2 separate regions of the Homo sapiens genome follow, and region 2 is linked to region 1. Evidence: chromatin contacts called from ENCODE Hi-C data. All regions are on one chromosome and are shown on one strand. The core of a region is the stretch at or near the end of the contact, and the rest is flanking DNA. Distances in the headings are between cores, read along the strand shown.

Region 1 (5,214 bases), core at 566-3,065:
TGTTCGGACATAAGTTGGCTTCCCCAAAGAATTCTCCAGTCACCCCAAGGATAAGTACCTTTTTTTTTTTTTTTTTGAGGCAGTGTCTCACTCTTACTGCAACCTCTACCTCCTGGGTTCAAGCAATTCCCCTGCCTCAGCCTCCCGAGTAGCTGGGATTACAGGCGCACACCACCACGCCCAGCTAGTTTTTGTATTCTTAGTAGAGACAGTTTCACCAAGTTGGCCAGGCTGGTCTCGAACTCCCGACCTCAGATGATCGGCCAGCCTTGGCCTTCCAAAGTGCTGGGATTAAAGGCGTGAACCACTGCGCCTGGCCGGATAAGAACTCCTAATCCTTTCTGTAACTCCAAAGCCTAGGAAACCATCTGGCTTTTAGTTACCAGTAAAGGTAATCATATCCCGGCCTTTCCAAGTGTTCTTTCATGTATTTAATTATCATCTTCAACCAAGGCAATATACTAGACACATAAATAGTTGTAAGACTTGTGAAGTACACACCAGAAAAATTCTTTATCACACATATGATAAGTTAGAGTTCAGAAACTGTGGCCACAGAACTCCAGATCTTCAATACATGTTTGCTGAATTGATGTATGAGACTTGAGAAGGCAAAAGGATAGACGTTAAGTCCTGGCATCAGGCCAACAGAGTTACATGGAGCGTGTGAGAAGTACATAATGTTACACTTCCTAAGAAATATGTCAACGAATGCCCTTTCTAAGTAGCAACGTACCTAAATAACCCTTACCACTCTCTCCAGGTAGTTTTAACAAAGGTATTGTACCGCAGCTTCAAAAAATCAAAAGTTACGCGTTTACCTATCCATTCACTGCTCAGACAAAACAAAAACAAAAGCTACCTGTAGGAGACTTCGAAATTCCTTAATACCATAGTGTCATTAAAAACAAACACCTAGATTTACTTTACTTAGCTATATTTTACTAAGTAGTCAGGTTAGCTTTAATGCTTACCACGCCAAGGAAAGGTGGCTTTTTTCCTTTCCCGAGGGTAATCCCGTCCCACCTCCCCCTCCCTTAAATAAAGTTAAAACAACCCAAAAAAACCCAGCTAATTCTCAGCTCTGTACAGTTCTCCAGTACAAGCAACAGTAGTTCAACCTCAAGAAAAAGACATCTTAAAGGCCGTACATTAAAAGTTGCCAGGGATCCAGCCGCTTACATTTCATGAAAAGTACAGACCATACCCGTTTAGCTAGCTGTGCACCTTAACTGGTCGAGAAGGCGCGCTGGGGGCTGGGTTTGAGGGTGAGCAAAAGGCAAGATTATTAGTTTGGGTTGACGTGGGGGTCAAGGGGAGAGCAGAGGAATAATCTGTAAGATCTGAGTCCCGAAGCTCTTTGGGTTATGGAGGTTAGAAAAGGGCCTGTTAAAGTTAGGCCCAAGTTTCGGCAAGGTGGAACTGGGAAAAAAAAAAAAGAAAGAAAAAAAAAACGAAACCCGAAAAAACAACAGCGAGCAGGCTCCCGAGTTCTAGCGTTCACAGTGAAGCCGTTAAACGCAGCAGGAAAGTAGGCGTGTGTTTTCTTCCTCTTCCCGCCTCCCCAGAGACTCGAGCCCAGTCCTTTCCCCTCATTTTCACCCCAGCCGAGTCCAATGGCTGCCCTCGCCGCGGAGTCGGGTCGGAAGACGCCCCGCCCCCTCGCCGCGTTCGCCCTAGGGAACCCCTCCGCCCCACCTTCCCTGCCCGATGAGGGGCAGTGGCTGCCGCCGTCACGTGTGCTGGCAGCCGCCAAGTGAGGCCGCTTTTGCGACGCGGTGACAGCCAAATGGTGCGACAGGAGGAGCTGCAGCCGCGGCCGCAGCGCCCGCACGGAGAGGCTTGAGGCGGCTCCTGGCGTCGCCCAGAGGGAGCGACTAGACGAACAGTCCGGTGAGGGCGGCGAGAGGAAGCCCGCTACGAGTGCCCTAGCTCCCCGCCGCTCTCGATGAACCGGACGGAATAAGCCGCGCCTCCAGCAGGGGCTGCGCCTCCATGAATCCCTAGTTGTTTTTTTTTTTTTCTTTCTCTCCCCTCTCCTCACCCCCACCCCGAGCCCCGTCCCGCCTTCTCCCTTCGCCAGAGGCGGCCGCGTCCAGGTGCGGAGTCCATACCGGAGCGCAATGGCGTCCAACCCCGAACGGGGGGAGATTCTGCTCACGGAACTGCAGGTAAGGGCCGCGGCCCTGGTGAGAGGCGCTGGCGGAGGAGACAGGGAGAGAGCCCCGCGCGGCGTCGGGGACCGAGGAAAGCCCTGCGGCCGCCGCGCCCCTAGCCCGCTAAGTGCGGAAACTCCGGGATGTCACTCGGGAAATGCTTCCCTCGGGGAACCGCTTCCCTGGGGAGCCGGACCCTCTCCCCCGCCAAAGCCCTGGCCTGCCACCGCTTTGGTTTGATTCTGCCTACCAGAGGGGACCCCATCTCTGCAGCCCTGCTGCAGCGGGAGCCTGCTCTCGCCTGGTCCCCGGAGAGGCCGGCCCGTCGCCCCCTCCCTCGGTGTCAGAGCTACCCGCGAACGCCCCTGTTGCCCCCTCCCTTCGCGCGGCCGGGCCCCGCCCCGCCTTTCCTCCGTACACCGCTCCTTAAACTCCTTTGAATGACTCCCAAGCTGTTTTCTTGTCCCTCCCCCTCCCCTCAGACTCCGCACAAAGAGCGCCCCCATAACTTCCAGCCCCTAGACAAGTTTTTTTAAAAAACGAGTCTCACCAAATGTTTGCTTCACTTCAGCAGCCCTCTTCAGGTGACAGAGTTTCTTTCCTCTATTTTGAGGGTTATCTTTTTCTTTTCTTTTCCTTTCTTTTTTTTTTTTTAACCGAGTGATAAATACAGGGTGCCTTTCTCTGCTACCCCTGCCCAGATCCGGGAGCTCAGATGCTGATGCTTTTCAGACTTTCATTTTCCCTCTCATTTGAGCACCAGAGAAAGAGCTAATAAGTTGTTTACTAATGAGAAAGCAGTCGACTAAGGGAAAACATTGGGCACCACATGTCTGCAAAAGATGAGAGCAAAGTAGATCGCTTAGTTAAGTCATGTCGAGTAGCAATGTTATTTCCCATTTCCAGATAAATATTTGATAATGTAGGCACGATTTTCTTTAGATCTCTATGGTGTACATGGGGACTTAAGCTACCCTGTCGGGTTTTTCATTACTTGGGAGTGTTCCAGAGATGTTTGTTTTTTGACTTAAAAGTTATTTTGCTTTATTTTAATATAGTTATCTTTTAGCTACTCAAAGATTGTAGATGGGAATTAGGAGAAAAAAATAGCATGCCTGCATTTCTTTTTGTGTGTTGGACAGTTAATTTTTTTTAAAAAAAAGACTAAATCAAGAAATTCTGAAGAGTTGATGTCAAAATTAAGTATTGCAACTGCATCTAAATTTCTTGTTTAAATATACTTTTTAAGAAATCTCTTTATAAGTTTGGTTTCTTGTGCAGTCAGACGTAAGCTTGAAAACTTTGGTATAATGGTTGATATTTCCTCCACAAAAATAGAGACTTTAACAATGTATATCAATGCAGTGTTGCACATTTAGAATCCTTTGGTAATGCAAAGCTGAATTTCATATAATTGAAAATGTTGCTATGTAGTATTTTAATTACAGTTAGCCTTTTATAAGCAGATCTTACAGCATACCACATTTGCTAAATGAATGGAATTTACTATTTTATTAATAGTAAATAATTTACATGAGCTTTTAAAATGAAGATGATGTGAGGCAAGTCAGAAATACTTTACATTGCCTGGTCTTGAACCATGAAAAACATACTTTGGTTTTGATTGAGAAAGATGATAGGGTCACTTTTCTTTTGAATTGAGCAGTGTTAGAGTTACAATATATTTGGCATTGGTACTTGTATGTTATAGAAAGTTGGCATAAAAGACACCTACTTTGGCACTGGAACTGAAAATATATTTTCATGTGTATTAATAACATTTAGGATCTTTTAATTAATAAGATCAATTTTGATAATAACAAGGAAGCAAGCAAAGAAGGAAGAAATTTTAAATATGATGACCTAGAAATACGACCAAAATAGAGGAATACCTAAAGTTAAGCTTCTAGATAAACTGAAATATAACCCCTTCCAGAAAAAGAATAGTTTTTATTAAGTGTTACCTTATAGGTTGTCATATATCCAAGTCATTTTCTTGGTTTATTTGACTCCCAGTTTTGATAAAAGTTATTGCATTTAAACTTTATCGTGTTTATTAAAATGTTTGCGACTATTACTTATATCAACACTTAAAGATAAATAGTCATAAAGTTTGCTTCTCCAAATATTTCCATCTATTCAGACTTTTTATTTCATTGGGTCCTGAAACTTAGTGTACAGCAACCAAGTATTTATTAAACTTTTGTTTCAAGATTCACTTTTTTAAAAAGCTTCTAAATTGTTTGAATTTAGACTGAAATACTGTTTAATATGAAGTTCTTAATTCTTCTCTGCCATACAGATTTTAAGTATTTAAGAAGTTTTGTAGCCAGTTTTAAGATGTATTTAATGGTTAAAACTGTTACTTTGCTATGTATCCTGTCTCAGGAATACTTGTTTACTCTGAAAGTTACATATTACAACCTGGCTTTAATAAAATTGATATTTATTTAGAAATATATCCAGCTTTTCATTATTTTTTCAAATTGTAGAATTTGAAATACTCCACTGCTTGAGCTGGAATTGGCTTTTGGTCATGGAAAGGCAAAGTAAGAAAATCTGAAACTACAGTATTCTGTCTTGTTAATTACTGTAATAGCATGGAGTAATGTTTTTAAGTATTGTTAGTAATTCAGGAGGCTTATTCAACAAGGAAGCATTAATAAACTATGTAAACTTTGGTGGCTAGAGGTTTCAAGGTATAAGGAAGAATATTTACTGTAGTAAAAATAAAAATCGGCTGTTTAAAATGGCCAATTTCTAATTTTTATCTCATAACTAATTTGTTGTGTTGTATTCTCTTTTTTTATTTGAAGTATAGCAGAAAACAGACATTTTTGCAATGCCAAAGAAACTAAAGTCTATTTCCAAGAAACCTGGATTAATGAAAACTGTAAAGAATCTCAGAATGAAAGTGTTGGCTACAATGGTAATTTTGTAGAATGCAGACCAAATATTGAGCAGTGTACTAACAAAGCTACCTTGTTGATTATTGGAGATTCATTTTCTTCATCAAAATGCCCAATAAAGTGTTGGTCTGGGAATCTTAAATTCCATT
Region 2 (4,988 bases), core at 1-2,500, 3.0 Mb before region 1:
ATATTCACAGCACCCATGAAGAAGCTTGATAATTGAGGTCAAGTGTATTTTTGCCTAGTTTTAACTTAATCTACTTTGTCATTGTTAGTTTTATTAGACTTTCTCATCTCTATTCTCTCTCAAAGGAATACCGAGTAAAGAGCATATTAAGTCAAGCCAGATCCAGTTCCAACTGATCTTTTGGTCCCCAGAATTTCCACTTTCCTAACTTGACCATTACCCATTGGACACTACTAATTTCATGTATTTTCACTGAATTTGTTGTGTTGTCATGTACAACACCCTCCACTTCCCAACCCACCCCCGCGAACGCCGTCTGACTCCAGAAACCCAAACTTGTGCTCATTTTTCATTATTCCACCTTCTCCTGATAGTGTGGTTTCCTTCACTCTAGACATGAGGACTCCACAGCTTTATTCCCCTAAATGGAATCCCCCATGCCCTACCTTGACATGGCCAGTTTCCGCTTGCAGCCCACCGGGTGATTTATCGGAGGCTCTTCTTTCACCTTTGTATCATCCACGATTTCTTTCTTCAGGAAATCCTTCTCTTCTTTTACACACTCTCCATGCATCAATTCCTCTTTTATGCATTGACCAACAAACTTCTCCTCCTGTTTTATCTCCAAGTTATCCTTCTCTTCCTTCACTTCTGACCAGTCCATTACCTCTTCCTTTACCTTCTCTTCCTTTACCTCTGGTTCACCCACCTTCGCTTCTTTTACCACTAAACTACTATCCGTCTCCTGCTTCACCTCCAATACGCCTGCGTTCTCATCCTTCACCTCAGGCCTATCCTCCACCTCCTGTTCTACCCACTGGCCAGCCAACCTGCCTTCTGTACCTGGCCAGTCTATAATTTCCTGCTTCACTACCGTTAGGTCCATCGGTATTTCCTCTGGCCTTTGTCCACTTCCTTCCTCTCCATCCCCTATCTCCTTTATCCCTGTCAGCCCTGTCCCCTCCTCTCCGCCGCCGAACTCCTCCGCCCCTGCTAAGTCCCTTACTCCCTCCCTGCCAGGCTCTGGACTTAGCCGCACCCCCTCAGCTACGCTGTGGAGACCTCCCCCAGACTTCCCTTCATTTTCAGCAGCAAACTCCATCAACTCACGATCCTTGGCCTCTGCTGCCACTCTATCCTTCAATGTGGCTGCTGCACACCAATAGGAGGAATTACCGGTCGGAATACCTACGGCGGCCCACGTGTGGAGCCAAGCAGCCACAAACCCGGAATAGCCTGCTTGACGCGACTGCTCGAATCGCCGTAAAGCTACGCTTTTGCGCCTCGCCCCTTCACGACTTGTAGAGCTCTTTACGGCTCTGCGGAGGCCCTGCCGGATTCTCTGGGCGAACAAGCGTAACTGCGTGACTTGCCCGCTGGGGTTCTCGTCTCCTTCCTGGTTTCCACCACCCTCTTCCCTTAGAGAAGCCTCCTGGGCCACTCCCTGGGCCACCCTCCACGCCCTGCTGGGTGTAAAGAGTGTAGGAGACCGGCAGAGGGAGAGAAGCGAAACCCTTACACTCTGGAAGTGGGAAAACCCACCCTAATCTGTGTTAACCATTAAATCCAATCTTGCATGAAAATGGAGGACACACCTGATGTTATTAGGCCTTTCCAAGCTTTAGTTTCTTAAAGCTATAAACTAGGGACCATGGTATTATTAATATAAATCTCCCAGTGTCATTGCAAAGATTATATGAGATCATGCATGGAAATCAACTAGCAGTGACGGACACAAACTCGATATATAACTGGGAATCCTGATGGGCTTCAAACCGCCTGGTTTCCACCACCCCCTTCCCTTAGGGAAGCCTCCTGGGCCACACCCTAGGCCACCCTCCACGCCCTACTGGGTGTAAACAGTGGAGGAGACCGGCAGAGGGAGAGAAGCGAAACCCTTACACTCTGGAAATGGGAAAACCCACCCTTATCTGTGTTAACCATTAAATCCAATCTTGTATGAAAAAGGACACACCTGATGTTACACCTTTGCAAGCTTTAGTTTCTTGAAGCTATAAACTAGGGAGCATGGTATTATTAATATAAATCTCCCAGTGTCATTGCGAAGATAATATGAGATCATGCATAGGAATCAACTGTCAGTGACAGACACAAACTCAGTGTATAACTGGGAATCATGATGGGTTTCAAGTAGGAAAGAGGGCATTAATTTTTCTTTCCATTCTTTCTAAGTAACAGCCTGCGTCAGGCTATTCCCCATTCCCAGCATTCTGCAGGATTCTCTCAGAGAACATCATAAATATATTAGGCGAAAGTGCCTAATGCCCGGTATTGCTGAATAACATTGCATTGTATGAATGTGGCACGTTTTTTCATGCATGTACCAGTTGGTGGGCATTTGGCTTGTTTCCAGTTTGGGCTATTACGAATAATTCTGCTTCCACATTCATATGCAAGTCTTTGTGTGGACATGTTTACATTTCCCGTTAAGTAAATAACTAGGAGTGGAATTGCTGGGCCATATAAATTTATGTTAATTTTTAAAGAAATGCCCAAACTGTTTTCCAAAGTAGCTATACCATTTTACATTCCTACTGGCTGAGGGTTCCTATTTCTCTACATCCCGGCCAATTCTTAGTATTATCAGTTATTTGATTATAGATGTGTAGGGGTACGTCATTGAGAATTTACATTTCTTTAATGACTAATGATGTTGAACATCTTTTCATCTGCCAACTGGCCATTTGGATATTTTCTTTAATGAAATGTTTATTCAGATCTTTTGCCCATTTTTAATTGACGTCTTTTATTATCAAATTGTAGTAGTTCTTCATATATTATGGATATAGGTTTGTGGTAGACAAGCACCAGTATGTTCCCCAGTGATTCTCCACCCCCACAGTGTTCAGACCAATGTGTAGACTGCTCCTGCATCATCCCAGGATTGGTCTGTGTCACTGATAGCATACAGCAGAAGTAATACGTTACCTCTAAGATTAGGTTTGGAGAAAGGCTGTGGTTTCTGCCTTAGGCTCTTGCTTTTTTGGTCTCCTTCCTAGATCATTCACTCTGGGGGAAGCAAGCTGCCAGGTTGTGAGTACCAAGAGGCCCATGTGGTAGTGGGCCGAAGTTACTGGCTCTTACAGGCTGAATTGTGTCCCCTCAAATTCGTGTGTTAAATCCGTAACACCCAGTACCTTAGACTGTGAGTATATTTGGAGATAGGACCTTTAAAGGTGATTTCGTTAAAATGAGACCATTAAGGTCGGCCCTAATCCAATCTGACTGATATCTTTATAAGAAGAGGAAATTTGGACACAAAAAGAGACACGAGGGATGCCTGCAGAGAGAAAAGACTATACGATGATACAGTGAGGTGGCCACCTGCATGCCAGCGAGAGAGGCCTCAGAAAAAAACAAGACTGGTGACAACTTATTTTGGAGTTCTAGCGTCTAGAACTGTGAGAAAATAAATTTAAGTCACTCAGTCTATGCTAGTTCATTATAGTGGCCTTGGCAAACGAATGCACTGGCCAACAATCAGCAAGGAATTTCAGCCTGTCAATAGCATATGAATGTGTTTGGAGGAAGATTCTCTAGTCTTAGTCCAGCTTTACATGACTGCGGCTCTGGCCAACAACTGAACCCAGATTCCGGACACTCAGAAATTGTGGGAGGGGATAAATGTTTCTTGTTTTAAACTGCCAAATTTCTGGATAATTGATACAAAGCAATGCATAATTAATACCAATTCCTTGTATGGTTCGCAAATATTTTCTCCCAGTTTGTGGCTTTTCCTTTTCTTAGTTGTATCTTTAAAAGAGCAAAAATTTTACACTTCAATTAAATCCAGTTTATCAATTTTTATTTTTATTTTTTGTGATGGAGTCTCGCTCTTGTCACCCAGGCTGGAGTGCAATGGCGGGATCTCTGCTCACTGCAACCTCCGCCTTCTGGGTTCAAGTGATTCTCCTGCCTCAGCCTCCCGAGTAGCTGGGACTACAGGCAGGTGCCACCACACCTGACTAATTATTTTTGTATTTTTATTAGAGATGGAGTTTCACCATGTTGGCCAGGCTGGTCTCGAACTCCTGACCTCAGGTAATCCACCCACCTCCCAAAGTGCTGGGATTACAGGAGTGAGCCACTGCACCCAGCCTCTCAATTTTTAAATGAATGGTGCTTTTTGTGTCACACTAATAACTTTTTGCCTAGCCCAAGGTTGCAAAGAGATATTTCTCCTATATTTTCTAGAAGTTTTATAGTTTTAGCTTTTACATTTAGGTCTGTGATCCATTTTGAGTTGGCTTTTGTATCTAGAGTCATCCCTCTGTTTCTGTGGGGATTGGTTCCAGGACCACCACAGATCTGAGAACGCTCAAGTCCTACAATCTGCCATCTGCATCCATGGTTCCACATCTGTAGGTTCCACCAGCTGTGGAAATTTGATCCATGGTTGGTGGAACCCACATGTGGCAGAACTAAGGATATCATCCATAAGGTGGACAAGGTAATGGTTTAAGTTTCTTTTTTTTAATATGGATATCTTATTGTCCAAGCACCAGTTGTTGAAGCCTATTCTTTTTCCTTGAATTGCCTTGATATTTAAAAAAATCAATTGACCACAAAGATAAAGATTTATTTCTGGACCTTATATTCTGTTTTACTGATCTATATGTCTATCCTTACACAAATACCATACTCTATTATAACTTTATAGTAAGTCCAACTTTCTTTTCTTTTGAAAATTGTGTTGGCTATTCTTGGTTGTTTGCATCTCTGTGTATTTAGTGCCAGCTTGTCAATTTCTACAAAAGAACTTGTGGGATTTTCATAGGGATTGTGTGGAATATATAGATAAGTGAGGGGAGGATTGTCATCTTAACAACATTGTGTCTTATCCATGAAAACGGAATGCCATCCATTTATTTATATTGTCTTTAACTTCACTTAACAATGCTTTGTAGTTTTCAGTGTACAAGTTTTTACATATCTTTTGCTAAATTTATTCCTAAGCATTTTATTCT

The links. A loop is a pair of places that touch in the nucleus more often than their neighbours do. Pooled maps may share reads with other maps.
Region 2: a loop to region 1 is called in a map of CD8-positive, alpha-beta T cell, with 5 times the contacts of the local background. The contact joins the promoter of ZNHIT6 here to the promoter of PKN2 in region 1. A Hi-C loop is called at or near these places in 2 of 168 maps with a recorded cell type or tissue (CD8-positive, alpha-beta T cell and naive thymus-derived CD4-positive, alpha-beta T cell) and 9 of 50 pooled maps.

Annotation. Positions count from the first base shown.
Region 1 is chr1:88,682,458-88,687,671 of GRCh38, forward strand. It overlaps PKN2 (protein kinase N2), which reads left to right and starts at 1,816. Exons shown (of 22, transcript NM_006256.4): 1 at 1,816-2,171. The coding sequence starts at 2,124. It overlaps PKN2-AS1 (PKN2 antisense RNA 1), which reads right to left and starts at 2,747. Exons shown (of 4, transcript NR_110682.1): 1 at 2,707-2,747. RefSeq lists enhancers at 1,651-1,980, 2,011-2,090.
Region 2 is chr1:85,707,183-85,712,170 of GRCh38, forward strand. ZNHIT6 (zinc finger HIT-type containing 6) reads right to left here and starts at 1,251. Exons shown (of 10, transcript NM_017953.4): 1 at 447-1,251. The coding sequence starts at 1,102. RefSeq lists enhancers at 508-1,341, 1,044-1,403, 1,342-2,174.